Regions from separate parts of the Homo sapiens genome. Here region 1 is linked to region 2. The links are chromatin contacts, found by Hi-C or POLR2A ChIA-PET in ENCODE. All regions are on one chromosome and are shown on one strand. Each heading gives the region's core, a stretch centred on a gene start or an enhancer-like site at or near the end of the contact. The rest is flanking DNA. Distances are from core to core; before and after follow the strand shown.

The links. Hi-C counts contacts between places; a loop is a spot of excess contacts on that map. ChIA-PET counts read pairs that join two places held with the same protein, here RNA polymerase II (POLR2A). Pooled maps may share reads with other maps.
Region 1: a loop to region 2 is called in a map with no recorded cell type, with 2.2 times the contacts of the local background. The contact joins two enhancer-like sites. A Hi-C loop is called at or near these places in 1 of 168 maps with a recorded cell type or tissue (endothelial cell of hepatic sinusoid), 4 of 37 single-sample maps with no recorded cell type and 4 of 50 pooled maps. POLR2A ChIA-PET finds 5 or more read pairs at or near these places in 2 of 52 experiments (Caco-2 and activated CD4-positive, alpha-beta T cell).

The regions. Positions count from the first base shown.
Region 1 is chr12:124,683,405-124,691,014 of GRCh38, reverse strand. No RefSeq gene overlaps it. Among named protein-coding and RNA genes, the nearest start is that of NCOR2, 120 kb to the right of the region's middle. RefSeq lists enhancers at 2,359-3,080, 5,120-5,662, 5,663-6,207. Within about 2 kb of position 2,939, at least 12 of the 41 ENCODE cell types and tissues checked have a DNase peak (open chromatin) inside an H3K27ac peak, as active enhancers do.
Region 2 is chr12:124,476,427-124,483,834 of GRCh38, reverse strand. NCOR2 (nuclear receptor corepressor 2) reads left to right here. Exons shown (of 49, transcript NM_006312.6): 5 at 62-239. Among named protein-coding and RNA genes, the nearest start is that of NCOR2, 87 kb to the left of the region's middle. RefSeq lists enhancers at 1,576-1,665, 1,676-1,865, 2,947-3,454, 3,455-3,964, 4,474-4,983. Within about 2 kb of position 3,279, at least 16 of the 41 ENCODE cell types and tissues checked have a DNase peak (open chromatin) inside an H3K27ac peak, as active enhancers do.

The DNA of each region.
Region 1 (7,610 bases), core at 1,690-4,189, 210 kb before region 2:
CACCGTGCAGGCAAGAGACCATGCCAAGGGTTCACTGCAGCTGGGCAATCAGGGAAGACTGCTCAGAGAAGGTGTCATTTGTGCCGGTAGCTAGGGGAAGAGAGAATGCCCATTGATGGAATATCTGCCTGTCTCAGGCACTGCATCAGAGGCTCCTGCCAGCTTCCAAACTGCTCTGTGAGGAAGGGATTACCACGGGGAAACTGAGGCTCAGAGAGGGAAAGTGACTTACTCAATGTCACACAGCCTATTGGGGGAGACCTTGGGCCCACTCTGAATCTTGAGTACTACAATCTGAGTCTTTCGGCATCATAGACAGGGTTTCCCCAAGGCACTGAGAGATGCCAGGAAGGGGACCCCAGCTCCAGAGAAACCACAGCCTCTCGGTGTTGCTCGGAGTGCACTAGTACCCTCCTAGGTGCTTTTAATTATCCACATTTTCCAGAAGAGAAAGCTGGCTCACAGAGGTGAAGGCACCTTCTCAGGGTGGAGGAGCAGAGCCAGGGCTCACACCCAGGGCTGTGGGGCTCCAGGGGTCTGGCCAGAGCGCACTGGGAATTCCAGGAAGGCTTCACGGAGGAGGACCAGATGTGATTGAGAAGGTGGCAGAGGAAAAGGCCTAGGCCCAGGTGCGGCAGTGGGATCACGGCAGTTCTGTGTGGCCACGTTGGCAAAGAATTAGATGTCCATTGCGTGTTTCCTATGCCACCGTCCTGAGCACTTCATAGCTATCAACCCCTTTCCTCTTCACAGCCCTGTGAGCTCGGTGCTGTTTTTGAACCCATCTTACAGAAAGAGAAGTTGAGGCAGGTTACTGTTCAACCTCTCTGTCCTCTATTTTCTAGGCATCTCTCTTCTCGCCCATTCTGCAGACAGCCAAGTGCCCCTGGCAGGATTTCTGTGTAGTTACAGGTGAGTGTGGACAGCCAGGGCAGTGCATCTGGTTGTTGAGCTCTGGCTCGGAACTTCCCAGCCTCACTGGTGGAGTCTGTGCTACGACTATGCTTTCCTCCCTTCTCCTCACCTCATGGCCCCAGACAGGGAACTCAGCCCTGCAGCAGACATCTGCGGCCCTCCCTGTCCAGACTGTTTCCTTCTAGGAGGAAAGTCCCCTTGCATGTTCCTTTGGGGAAGAATCCTTTCCTTCTCTTCACCCATGTAGTTTGGGTGGGGCAGACTCTGCCCCATTACCATGGCAATTGGTTCAGGGATAGTCCCTGTGACCAGGTCAGGCCAATAAGAACCTTCCCTGAGACTTTTGCTGGAACCACTTGGGAAAGAAGGTCTCTCTTTGCAGAGTTGCTATGCTGGTGGGATGTGCCCAGACCTGCCTGAGAGACAACCCAGTCTAGAGGAAAGCAGCACCAAGATACAGAAGGACTGATGGTGTTTGTTGAGCCCCCGAATCAAGCCATGCCTGAAGTACCCCCTAGACTTTTTAGTTACACAAAATGATAAAATTCTTTTTTTTTTTTTTTTTTTTTTTTGAGATGGAGTCTTGCTCTGCCACCCAGGCTGGAGTGCAATGGTGTGATCTCAGCTCACTGCAGCCTCTGCCTCCTCCCGGGTTCAAGCGATCCTCATGCCTCAGCCTCCCAAGTAGCTGGAATTACAGCTGTGTGCCGCCATGCCCAGCTAATTTTTGTATTTTTAGTAGAGACGCAGTTTCACCATGCTGGCCAGGCTGGTCTCGAACTCCTGACCTCAGGTGATCCACCTGCCTGGCCTCCCAAAGTGCTGGGATTACAGGTGTGAGCCACCATGCCCGGCCCAAAATGATAAAATTCTAAAAGTTGGGTTTTTATCTCTGGCTACCCACCTCTCTGTGATTCCTCTTTCCCATCCCCTACCCCTAGCCTGGATTATTTCTGGGTGCATCAAACTTTGTTAAAATTTGGGGAGAATGGAGTGGTTTCACAGCACCACGCTGCTCCACTTTTTTTTTTTTTTTTTTTGAGATTCTCCAACTTCCCTGTTTTCCAGTCTCTTCCTCTCAGCCTCTCCAGGAAACTCTAGCTCCCAGACTTTCCTATCCAGGCCCCTCCCAAGCTTGGGCTCCCCTCACATCTCCAAAGCCTCATTATGGTGTCCTGCTGAGGAGATGGCCCCTATTCCTTCGGCATGCCCTGGCCTCACAGAGGAACTGGCTTCGGGCCTTGTCCACCTTTCCCTTCCCCTTTGTGAGCAGGCTCAGGGAGCCAGAAGGTCTGAGTTCCAACGGCAGCCCCTCCCTTCATTGGCTGTGTGACCTCAAGCACGTTACTTACCCTCTCTGTGCCTCTGTAACCTGGTCTATAAAATGGGAATGCAGCTAATACCTTTTTCTTAGGGTTGCCCTGAGGCTTACTTGAGTGCATTTGTGGAAAACACTCAGCACCATACCTGTCTTGTTATATTTGTTGTTATTAGAGGGGGATGATGTAGGAATTCATGTTCCCATTGGAATGAGTTATGTCACTTCCCTTAGGAAGCAGACGCAGTTACCAGTGTGTTTGAAAGTAACTGTTCCCCTACCTCCAGCACATCAGGAGGACTTTGGAAAAAAAATTCTCTTCCTCAAATAGAAAGGAGAGATCTGGGAGGAAATGGGGGGGGGGGTCCTGTTGGGGGAACCCATCAGCACATAGGGGGAGGAGGAGGGGGCTCTGGATCGATGCCTGGGGTGGAAATACAGAGCTATTGCTGGCTTTGAGCTGGGAGAGGGGGTGCTTCAAGAGTCTGGCCTCTGGAGGGTGTGCAATGGGGCCACATTCTTGCTGTTTCTTAACAACTCCTCCAAGCCCCACGCCAGCACTGGGCAGTCGAGAAGCAGTTTCCCCTGCATGAGCTGAGCCGCTTAACAGCTGATGTGGAGATGAAAAAGAACCCAATCAAGCTAACAGCCCTTCCTGGCTGCCCTGCAATGACGGTGCTTTGTGCTGAGCCGGGGAAAATATTGGCCGTTTAAGCATTCACACTCTCTGGGGAGCAGCTGCAGAGGAGGGGCGGCTGCCCGGGCAAACTTGAGAGAACTGAAGTCACTGTGGGCTTCCGGGGGATGGGAGGTGGGGGGATTGTCACGGGCAACCTCGTTGTCCCTCTATCCCTAAAGTAACCCCATGTTCAGGGAGGCGATGCGCTCTTTACTTTGAGTGGTCTCACTGCGCCATTGTACAGATGAGGAAACTGGGGCTCAGAACAGGAGGTGACTTCCCTGAGGTCATATGGCTGGGAAGGCCTCAACACAGGCCAGATCTGCCTGACTCCCAATCCCGTGTCATTTTTGTTCTGTAGGTGACCTCCCAGAGCTGGCAGGCACAGGATGGAGGTGGGGTTGAGGCTGGAGAAGCCAGTTTGGAAGCAAAGCAGAGAAGGTTGAATCTGGGGGCTTTGAAAGTGAAACTTAGGGAGGGGACCTGGATGCAGGCAGCTGGAGGAAGAGGGTGTGTGTGTTGCGGCAGGAAGCCTGATGGCAGGGGGTGTCGGGGAGAGACAGAAAGAAACAGGAGAGATAGAGAGATGGGGGGTAGAGAGAGGAAGAGACAGGAGAGAGAAAGATACACACACAAACACACACACACACACACAGACACACACAGTGTCAGAGAGTTATTAACCTCTTCCTTGGTTCTTTGGTGTTGCCTGATGTCCTAGACCACTTCTACAGCTGCTGAATATCCACTCATTCAATTATTCATTCATGCATTCATTCAATATAGACGTATCTTTAATTGAGCACCTACTACTTATAGGCACTATGCTAAACTCTGGGAAATCTAGCAGACGACAAAACAGGCAACGGTCTGGACTGTCAGGAATGTACATTTTAGTGAGGGGGTAGGGAGACCAACAGAGACGTAAATTATAAAAGGAGGGGGAAAAATGGCAAACAGTAGAGAGAGAACCTCAGGCCCGGAGGCAGTAAGGCATGTGGGGACAGGATGCAGACTCACTGGCAGGACAGGGAGGGGCCACTTTTTATAAGGTGATCTTGGAAAGCTTCTCAGAGGAGGTGATGTTTGAGCTGGAACTCTTGTATCAGGAAAAAGCCAAGGTTCTGTGCCCAGCAGGCTGGGACTGGGCAAGCCGACCTCGGAAGCCTTTCAGATGGAGGGAGAAAGCCTGAACAGGAGCCTTCAGATGACGGCAACCAGAGCTGACCTTTCCACTGCTGGAGACCTCAAGGGAGACCCTGCGCCAGAACCTCCCAGTAAGTGCCCCCGAGATTCCAGACCCACAGAAGCTGAGAAAATACATCACTGTTCCCAGAGGCTAAGTGTGGGGGCATTTTGTTATGCAGCAATAGCTAACTCACACAAGGGCCTTCTTGGATAGAGAGCGGCTTTTTGAGGGTGAGAAAAAGCATTCCTAGATTCTTGCCAGCAGTTGGTCAAACTGTGTCACATGACCATGACTAGCCCAATCTCTGGTTAGGGGCGTGATCACCTTGGACCAATCAGGACCCTGCCCTGGAGCTGGGCCGTGGCTCCCAGGAATCACTGAGGATGCTGGATGCTGGACCCCAGCCAGGAAGCAGCAGCCAAGATACTGCCTCCTGGCCTCCAATTAATGTCCAAGCTGCCATTTATTGAGCACTGACTGTATGCCTGGGTTTTCACCCACACCAAGTTCTGGCTCCACAGTTTTCTCACCAGCAGCCCCTTTCCCTCCTCCCAGCCTCCGCACCCGCCCATCCTGCCACACTGAATGCTGTTTCTGCCCCAGTTGCCAGTTAGAATCCCACGCTTCCTTCAAGGAAAACCTCACCTTGGAGTCTGTCTCCACTTCCTGTAAGAAGCCTTCCAAGATCCCCCACGGGGACTCATCAGGCAAGGATAGGGAGTGATGTCATCCTGACTATCACGACTGCAATCTTTTCACTGCCACGGAGCTGGGGTGAAATTGCCCTAGGCGGGCAATTTTCTAGCTGTGTGACCTTGGGCAAGTTACTTAACCTTTCTGCGCCTCGCCTTCCCTGTCTCTTAAATGGAGATCATATTAGTACTTCCCTTGTTGGGTCATTATCCGAGTTAAATGTTAATACACGCAAAGTGCTCAGGATCTCGTCCAGCCCACAGGAAGCACTAGATAAGCGTTAGCTGCTGTCATTCCCCTCCCTGTTCTCTCAGTCCCCATCAGGGCTGAAGACTGACCCTGGTCCAATTGTCCTGATTTGCATGTGGCTCACTGTGGATTCACGTATGCACCCAGAGTATACCCAGGAGCACCATGGCGCCCTGGCAAACTCCACAAGACAAGCTGTCACGCTCCAGGATCACCTGGCAAATTTTCTCATGAATAAAACCGGGAGCTAAAAATGTCTCACGTTTTTCTCCACCTACAAACCCGTCAGTCTCCCCCTGCTCTACGGAGGGCACAAGGATGCACAGAATGTTCCTTAAAAGAATGGAAAAGGCATTCTGGAATCCAGGGCTAATACAATTACTCTAAAAGCATTTCTCCCCTGTTCGAAGTTAACTCGCTCCTGATGATGATAAACTCTGCCGTGCCTGGCCCTCCAGCGCGAGGTGGGGTGATGATTCTCCTAAGGAATATTTTTTCTGCCTCCCACCGGGGTCCTGGTGTTCTCTGCGCTCTGTGGCAGCCAGCATGCCAGCAGCATAAGTTTGGGGATTGCAGAAGGCGAGCGCTGGGAGGCATTTCAAAGCTGCCCGAATGCTGTCCTGGAGAAGGAAGCGGCTAGGCTGCTGTCTGCTGACCTCCTGGGTGCCTCTTCAGAGCTTTCCAAAACAAGGGCTAAAGGGAAAAGACAACACGCCCTTCACCAGGAACCCCAGGAAGATGCAGGAGTGTTTTGGCTCATTTAAGCTGGATAAGACCCAAATCCTGGAGGCTGTTCTGCAGATTTTGACACTCGGAACAATATTCTGGTTTTCACTGGGTGAGTCACTCTTGGGAGACAGAGCCGTGTTGTTAGCAGTTTCATTTTGACTTTGTGAAAACTCATGCCCTCCTTACTCCCTTTATGCCAGCCCCCAAAAAGCATCCACTGCCTGAAGTGGAGAGAGGTCTGGCTTCTCTTCGTCTGCTCGGGGGAGACTCTGAGTAGGACTTGCTTTGGAGACTGGAGCAAACTGTGGTGTGCAGAGGGTTGCTTTGTGAATTACCTGGCACCGTTGTTCAGGGAATGAGCCACAGTGCTTTGAAGGTTGGATACTCTGGAGTTCTTGGATATGCAGATGGCCAACAAAAGAAGTGCTTTATCTTCATGGCCTCGTTGGAGCTGGGAACATTCTGGACCTCAGTGCTGGAGCCTGCTTTCACTTCCTCTACTACCACAGTCTCAGACTTGGCCTGACAGGGCACTTCAGACCTTCTCCTGACCAACCAGTCCAGGTCCGACTGGTTTTCCCAAAAGTGCTCACTGCATCGCATAGAGACTGTAGTGCACATTAAAATGAATTACGTCCGGAGAATACAAGATGATCAGATATGAACCGTTTTGACTCCAACAATTATAATGGCTCTGTGCTGTGTGTCAGGGGCTATGAAACAGGCGTTAAAAAGAATGAGGTGACTGGCTGGGCACGGTGGATCACGCCTGTAATCCCAGCACTGTGGAAGGCTAGGGCGGATCACTTGAGGTCAAAAGTTCGAGACCAGCCTGGCCAACATGGGGAAACCCTGTCTCTACCAAAAATACAAAAATTAGCCAGGCATGGTGGCGTGTGCCTGTAGTCCCAGCTACTCAGGAGGCTGAGGCAGGAGAATCACTTGAACCTGGGAGACAGAGGTTGCAGTGAGCTGAGATCCTGTCATTGCACTCCAGCCTAGGTGACAGAGCAAGACTCCATCTCAAAAAAAAAAAAAATGAGGTGACTTATGTGTGTCCAGCATGAATTGATGTCTCAGACATGTTAAATGAAAAAAGCAAGTCACAGAACGATACACAGAAAATGGTACAAAATAGAAACAACAACACAAAAATTTAAAAATGAAATCAAGAACTCTTCTACAAAGAGGTGGGATATGGCATAGTAGTCCTGCGACCACTCTGCTCAAAGCCACAGTGGATTGACCTCCCTCCAACATGTGCTGGCTGCTGGCCCTGTCCCTCTCCGAGTCTCAGTTTCCCTGTCTGTGGAATGGGGATGATAAAAGTAAAAGCCTCAGAGGGTTGCTGTGGGCCCCACAAAGTTTGGGAAGTACGGGCGCCCAGCCTCGTTGACTGTGCTTATCATCTGTGCAATGGGGACAGCCTCAGGGGGCAAGGATCTCTCTCCAAAAGACATTTTGGAATTTCTCACAGCCAGTGCATGTGGATTACATGAGTACATTTTTAATAAGGAAAAAAAAAAGAAAGTTAAGGATGCTATTTCTGAAGGGAAAATATGCAGGAAGTTTTTAAGACCCTGACTCCTCACACACCCCCTCAGGGGCCGGCTTGCAGTTTAGAAGTGAGCACACGTGGGTAGCTCAGCTCTGCGGAGGAGGCTGTGGTCAGAGGCAGCTGCCTGGCGGAGGCTGGAAGGGCCCCTGGACATTTATCAAGGCCAGGATGGGGAGACATGCTGCTCCCGACCCCAGAGGCCCCACTCATGTTACCTGGCGGCTTTGAGACAGAAGTTCCTCAGCAAAGCAGGCTCCTTCCTGCCTGGCATTATGAGCAG
Region 2 (7,408 bases), core at 2,030-4,529:
GCCTCGGGAGTTCTCAGAGCCGCAATCTCCTATGTGACGTTGGATGCCTCACCTCCTGCAGGTCCCAGGAGCTCCACCTGCGGCCAGAGTCCCACTCATACCTGCCCGAGCTGGGGAAGTCAGAGATGGAGTTCATTGAAAGCAAGCGCCCTCGGCTAGAGCTGCTGCCTGACCCCCTGCTGCGACCGTCACCCCTGCTGGCCACGGGCCAGCCTGCGGGATCTGAAGACCTCACCAAGGTAAGCCTGGGCCCCCAGCTGGGAGCTCCTCTCCCGCTTGAGGTTCTGCTGCTGGTTGGGCTGGGTGGGAGGTGGTGGGTAGGGGTGCAGGGAGGGGGCAGCTCGGGCAAAGGCTTGGAGGTGGGCCAAGCACCGGGTGCACAGAGCTGGGTGGCAGGAAGAGGGCAGGCGCTGGGTCTCTGGAGGTGCCAGAGTGTGGGAAGAAGTGGGGAAGGTGTTCCAGGTGGGCAGAGCAGCAAGTGCAAAGGCCCTGGGGCAGGAATAGGCTTGTGGTCACGGGGTAGCTGGCGTGAGGGAGGGGAGAGCTGGGATGGGAGGGCCTGGGGTGCCGTGGAGCAGAGAGCTGCCATTCGATGGGGGTCAGGACCGTCCTGTGGTCGGTGGGCAGCTTTCAGCACATTCTGAGAGCTTCCTCGAGGGTGGGTTGTTTGGTTCCATGCTTGCTTGGAACAGGGGGCTCAGTGACCCCTGCCTCGAGCCCTGCACAGCAGGCAGCCCCCTGGGCCTTGAACCCCGGCCCGCGAGGTGGACAGCTCAGGGCTCTGCCAGGCACCTGAGGCTTCTGGATTCTTAAGGGTCAGGGAGGGGAGACTCCAGAGTCCCGCAAAGTGAGATGAGACAGAGTTGGCTCAGCACTAAAGGGGCGGTGCTTGGTTAGGACATGGCCTGGACCCCTAGAATGACAAAGCCGCCTTCTACTGCCCAGTCTGGCTGCTCCTTGGGCCACCGTGTGGCACTGGGCTAGCGTGGGTTGAGTCTGCAGCCACCCAGGCCTGAGGGACCACGGATGCACTTTGGGCAGGGGAGCCAGACAACTTCAGGCTCGTCTGCATCTCCATGGGGGGCTGCCTGGCATTGCAGGTGGGCCCAGGCCTCACCTGGGCACACTCACTTATCCCAGGGCCCTCCGTCCATCTGCCCTCAGGTGACCCAGGTGCGATTTCCACCACCCCCACCTCCACAGCTGTGCTGCCTTTGTGCCTCTCTGATCCCCATTTCTTCCTCACTGATCTGGGACCTTGTGGGCAGGGTGTCACCTGGTCATGTGGGTAGAGGGCTCGGCTGTGGGCCCCATGCGTGGGAACTATTTGGCACCCGTGAGCCGGCATGGGTGGTGGTCTGGCTGCGGGGCCAGGCCACCTGGGCCAGACTCGGCCTTCTCTCGGGGAGAGAGGATACCTGCGTGGAACCTGGGATATCCCTGGGGTGGGCTTGGGCTGGCAGGAGGTGGGGGTGCCGTCCTGGGGCTGGGATGGCTGGGCTTCCCCTCCTGCTCTGAGTGGCTGTGGCCCCGACACCTGCACACCTGCCAGATACCCACAGGGCTGCCTCTGGGGCCAGGGGAGGGAGGGGCTGGGGTGTCTGTGTGGTCGTTGGCTGGCTTGGCCTCCCTGCCACTGGGGCAGTCCCCGCCTCACCAAGTTGTCACAGGAAAGTGGAGGTCAGTTAATGAACTCCTAGCCAACAGACCACATGCGCCTGAGAGCCCACTCAGGAACCTCCCCCGGCGGATGCAGCTGTGTTCTTGTTGGCACTCAGGGACTCCACCCTGGCCACCTCCCTGCTCTCCTGCGTACTTCCAGTCCATCAGCAAATCCTGACACCTCTGCCCTAAAATATCTCAATTCCAGCCTTCTGCCCACACCTGAGGCAACCCCCGGCCTGAGCTCGTCATTGCTCTCCAGTAACTTTGCAGTAGCCTCCTCCTGGGTCTCCCTGCTCCTGCCTCCCTCTACTCCCTTCAGTTTATCTTCCAAGCAGCAGCCAGAGGGCTCTTATAAAGGCAGACGACTGCATCCCCCTGTGTGTTCCCCCCTGTGCTCCAAACCATCCATGGCTCCTGTCTCAAGCAGGAAAAAGCCAAAATCCTTGCCATGGGCTGCAGGTCCGGCGTGATCCAGCCCCGTCACCTCCCTGACCTCATCTCCCTGCAGCAGCCCTCTCAACCGCTCACGTACAGCCTCCCAGGCCACCCTGGAGTTCCTCAAACACGCCAGGCACATTCCCACCTGGGGACCTTTGCACCGGCTGTGCCCTCCGCAGGAGCGCCCTCCCCCAGGCACATTCCTCTTTCCTCGCTCCTTCCAGCCCTGGCTGCCCTCCAGGGCCTGCATGGCAGGGGAGACCTGTGGCTAGCCCTGTGGGGACTCTCGAGGCCACTCATGGCTGAGGCTGCAGCCCCACCACGTCCTCCTGGGGTGTGAGATTCAGCCACAGGGGCCCTGCCGGCCTTGAAGGGGGTCTCTGTGGCCTGGGGCTTGGGCCGCCTGCACTTGGGTCTGGGCTTGGGACTGGTGTCGATGCCAGTTCCTCTCGGGCACTGCCCCCTCGGGTACCCCAGCCAGCATCCCTGCCCCGACGCCCAACCCTTCCAGCACATCCTTCCTGCCCTTCCTCCCCTTCCTTCTCTCCTTCTACACCTTCCTCCCTCCTTCTTCCTCCCTCTCTTTCTTTCCACCCAAACAGCCCCCCTGTCCTGCTCACTCCCCTTCACCCCCTGCTTCCTCAGCTCCTGCCATCTCTCCCTGCTCATCCCCTGGGGCAACCTCCCTACCACAGAGCCACTCCCAGCCACCACCCAGCGCCACCCAGCCCATCTGCCTGCGGCCATCTGTCCTTGCCTTCATTACCTGCCCCTCCCCCTCACCTCCCAGCCGCCCCTCACCCATGGGTTCTGCCTGCCATCATCTCCCACCAGTGGCCTTGCCCCTCCCCCATCCACTCACCTCCCCCATTCCCTTGCTCCCCCACCCCCTACCCCCATCCGCTCCCCCTCCTTCCCCCACTCGCCTGGAGTCCAGGGTCCTGTGAGCCCAGTCAGCCCTTGCAGGAACTCACAACTCACAGCCGGACAAGGGCGCCTGGGGGTGCTTGGCCCGTGGCCATTTCTTGGCTGGAGAACGACACCTCCCACGTGTGTGTCCAGCCTGGGGCCTGCCACGCCTCCAGTGCCCTCCACAGCCCTTTGATTTCACTCCTCTTTGAAACAGAAAGTGGAACCTAGACGGTGGCGGTGGTGAGGATGTGCACAGATTAAGCACCTGTGGTTTGCTGCTGTGGGAGTTTGCTGTGGTTTCAGTAAAGCTCAGGACATACCAGGCTGGAGGCTTGTTCTCTCTCCAGCTTCCACAGAGGATGCCGATGGCAGGGCTGGTGGGGGAATCGCAGGCAGTGTCCCCAGAGGCTTCAGTCCCCCAGGGTCACTCAGCCACCCAGCTGTGTCTGACTGCCCAGGCCAGGGTGGGGCTGTGGCCAGGTGGCATCCTAATCCTTGTTGTAGCCTGGTGCCCGGCCAGCTGTGACACGGGCCCCTCCCTGCACAGCCCTGGGGCACCCTAAGCTCCTTAGCAGCCTCAGGGCAAAGGCCATCCTCCTCCTGCAGCGGGAGTAGGGGTGGGCGGTGGGGACTGGGAGACAGCCCCGGGGAGGGAAGTGGCCACTCAGGCCTACAGGGTCCCCTTTTCTGCCCAGTGCGGCCGGATTGGATTGAATGGTTGACCCCTAGGGTGAGGCACCTCCTTTATCAGGAGGCTGGCACGCAGGAGGCATTCACGCAGTGGTAAGAATGCTGCAGTGATGGCGGGTGCCATTAAGTGAGCGCCGACTGCCTGCCACGTGCCAAGTCATGCCCAGCCAGTGTCATTCCCTGATCTCTTCCCAGCCCAAGGAGGCTGGGTCTGTGACCCCCTTTTGTAGACGGCCCCAGGCTGAGCGAGCTGGACGTGGGGGAACGGGATTCAGGCCCAGGCAGCTGGGAGTGCACCCCATGCCTGCCTCCAGGTTGACCTGCTGCTGTGGGTCTCCCCTCTGGTCTCCCTGGTGGGGTGCCCTCCTCCCTCTGCCTGGCATCCCCCATTAGCACTGGAATCTGCTTTCTCCTCTTTTGTTTTGTTTTGTTGTTACAGAAGGCAGGAGAGAATTTTAGCTCAGCCTCCTGGGAGAGATGTTTCCATTTGAACAACTCCCCTGAAGTGGGGCCTGGATGGATAGCAGGCCAGGGTGTGTGTGTGCATGCGCGCGCGCGTGCGTGTGTGTGCGCGTTTGTGTGTGGGTGCGGGTGTGTGTGTGCGTGTGCGCGCATGTGCGTGTGTATGCGCGCATGTGCCTGTGTGTGTCCCTGCGTGTTTGTGTGTGTGTGTGTATGCGTGTGTGCACACATGTGCCTGTGTGCGTGCATGTACCTGTGTGTGCGTGCGTGTGTCCATGCGTGTTTGTGTGTGTGCGTGAGTGTGCATGTGTTGCACGTGTGTATGTGTGTTTGTGTGCGCACGTGTGTGCATGTGTCCGTGCATGTGCGTGAGTGTGCATGTGTGTATATGCATGTGTGCGTGTGTTTGTGTGTGCGTGTGTGTGCATGTGCACGTGTGTGTGCATGTGTTTGTGCGCAGGCAGCTCAGGGCCCAGCCTTGGAGGGTGACCAACCCCTGAGTGGGCAGTTGTCCCCCAGGTGCGCGTTTTGTCTCTGCGCAGAGAGCAGGCCCGAGGGGTGAGTTGCTGCCTGCCCGCCTCTCCAGCACGTCCGTGCGCTCTGGCCTGTGGGTTCTGGAGGGTCTCCATCCCTTACCGTTGCTCTGTGGGTTCTAGAGGGTCTCCGTCCCTTACCGTTGCTCTGTGGTTCTTTCTGCCTGCCTGGCTTTCCCTCTTCTTGTCAGGAATGCCTCTGCCTGTGGTGCGCCCTCTGGGATCTCTCTTAGTCTCTGTGTCTGTCTCTGTCTGTGTCTCTGCCTCTCCATCTCTTTCTCTTTGTGTCCCTCTATCTCTATCTCTTTCTGTTTGTGTGTGTCTGTCACCACGTCTCTGTCTTTCTGTCTCTGTTTCTGTCTTCATCTATGTCCATTTCTGTTTCTCGATCTGTCTGTCTGTCTTCGTCTCTGTGTCTGTCTCTCTCTCCTCTCTGCTTGGACCACAAGGTGGAGGTGTGATGAGCTTGGTGCTGGGGCCTGACCAGCCTGGCCGCAGTAATTGCTCCAGGCCGTGAAGAGATTTGGAAAGTCTGAGCAAGGGAAGATGCCTGGGAGAGCGAGTTGAGAGGTTTTCTGCATCTGCTGTGTGGAATTCAGCTGGGCGCCTGAGGCAGGAATTTGATGGGATTTTTCTGTGTGTGCCCCCTCTGCCCCACCGTGTTCCTGTTTTCTGATGCTTCTCTGCTCTTCAGCCTCCGGAGTTTTGTGGCATCAGAGACTTCCTTGGGAATTCACCGAACTTTGTTTTGGGGACTTTAGAATTGTCACAAATAGCACTATCTCTGAAAATCCCTAAGGGGGACAGACAGCCCCTATCAAATATAAACATGAATTCTGGCTCACATAACTGAAGTCCAGCATTGGTTAGCTTCAGGTAACAGCTTGATCTAGGTGACACGATGTCCTCAGGACCCTGTCCCTTTTCATCCCTTGGCTCTGCCATCTTTCACAGGGTCTTGGTGTGTTAGCAGGAAGGAAGCCGGTGACTCCAGGCCTTCCTCCAGGTTCAAGGCCAGCAAAAAGAGAGAACTCTTCCTCCTCCTCTCCGCATTTCTAGCCCCAAACTGCTTTTCCTCCTCACCATGAGTGGGCCCATGCCTGTCCTAGAACCTGTCATTGTGGCCGGAGTAGGGGGTGTATTGGGAGTGCGTGAAGCTGGGCCCTGCTTTTTCCTGGAGCTGGCACAGGGGAGCCCAGGGGCTTTTCTGCCTCTCTGTCTTCAGTTTTGCATAATAAACTTTTCTCTTTCACGCTAGCTTGAAGTTTTACACCAGGGGCATCTGATGAGTAAGAGGTACCCACTGCCCCCTGGCAACTTGTGCGGGGTGTATTAGTTTGTTGTTTTGTTCCCTGCAGCTTTGGGTGAGTGGGAAGGTGGACAGTCATCAGGAGTGCACCTGCAGGCCTGACCGCCAGGCTCCCTCAGCCCCCGTCCTGGGAAACCCAGCACCAGGGGAAGCGCTCTTGGCAATCCGGGTTTGCCTCTTCTTTTTCAGTTGAGGGTCGGTTCACAAAAAAGTAACCACATTAAAGTGAAGAGCTCGTTGGCTTGTAGGACATTTACAATGTTGTGCAGCTGTCACCTGTCTAGTTCTAGATCATTCTCATCACCCCAAAAGGAGACCCCCATACTCATTAATCAGTCACTCCCTGTGTTAGTCTGTTCTTACACCGCTAATAAAGACATACCCGAGACAGGGTAATTTATAATAGAAAAAGGTTTAGTTGACTCACAGTTCTGCATGGCTGGAGAGGCCTCAGGAAACTCACAGTCGTGGTGGAAGGGGAAGCAAACACGTCCTTCTTCACATGGCAGCAGCAAGAAGTGCTGAGCAAAAGTGGGGAAAGCCCCTTATAAACCATCAGATCTCATGAGAACTCACTCACCATCATGAGAACAGGACGGGGGAAACCGCCACCATGATTCAATGACCTCCACTTGGCCCCTCCCATGACATGTGGGAATTATGGGAACTACAATTCAAGATGAGATTTGGGTGGGGACACGGCCAAACCATGTCACCCCCCACTTCCCCCTCCTCCTTTTTCCTGGCAACCACGAATCACTGTCCATCTCTCTGGATTTGCCTATTCTGGACATTTCTTGTAAGTGGAATTGTACACTCTGCAGCCTTTTATGTCTGTCCACTTCCACTCAGCATCATATTCTCGGGGTTCATCCACAGTGTAGCCTGGGTCAGTGCTTCATTCCTTTTTTTTTTTTTTTTTTAATAAAGATGGGGTCTTGCTATGTTGCCCAGGCGGTCTTGAACTCCTGGGCTCAAGCAATCCTCCTGCCTCGGCCTCCATGTCCAGCCCTTCACATTGCTTGTATGGATATGCCATGTTTTATTTATCTGTTCATCAGGTGATGGACTTACTTGTGCAATTTTGCTGCGAATAAAAGCTAAACCCGAACTTAAAGAAGAACCCATTAAAGACAACGGCTTTTATCCATGGAGAGTTTAAAGGAAGTAAGTTTTCAGCAACTTTTCCAAGTGTTGCTAGTGGTTGCCAGCCGCTGCTTTTACTCCTGGTGCTGCCTGTTAGCCCTGGGGATGGAAATCTTCTTTTTGTTAATGTTGCTTTGGAGAATTATTCCCAGGTTGGACGAGCAGTTTGCTCTCAGAGTTTTAGGGTGGCCTGGCCCCCATAGCCCTTCCTTCCACATCCTTGTCCTTGCTCTGTTATCTCTCTTCTTGGTCC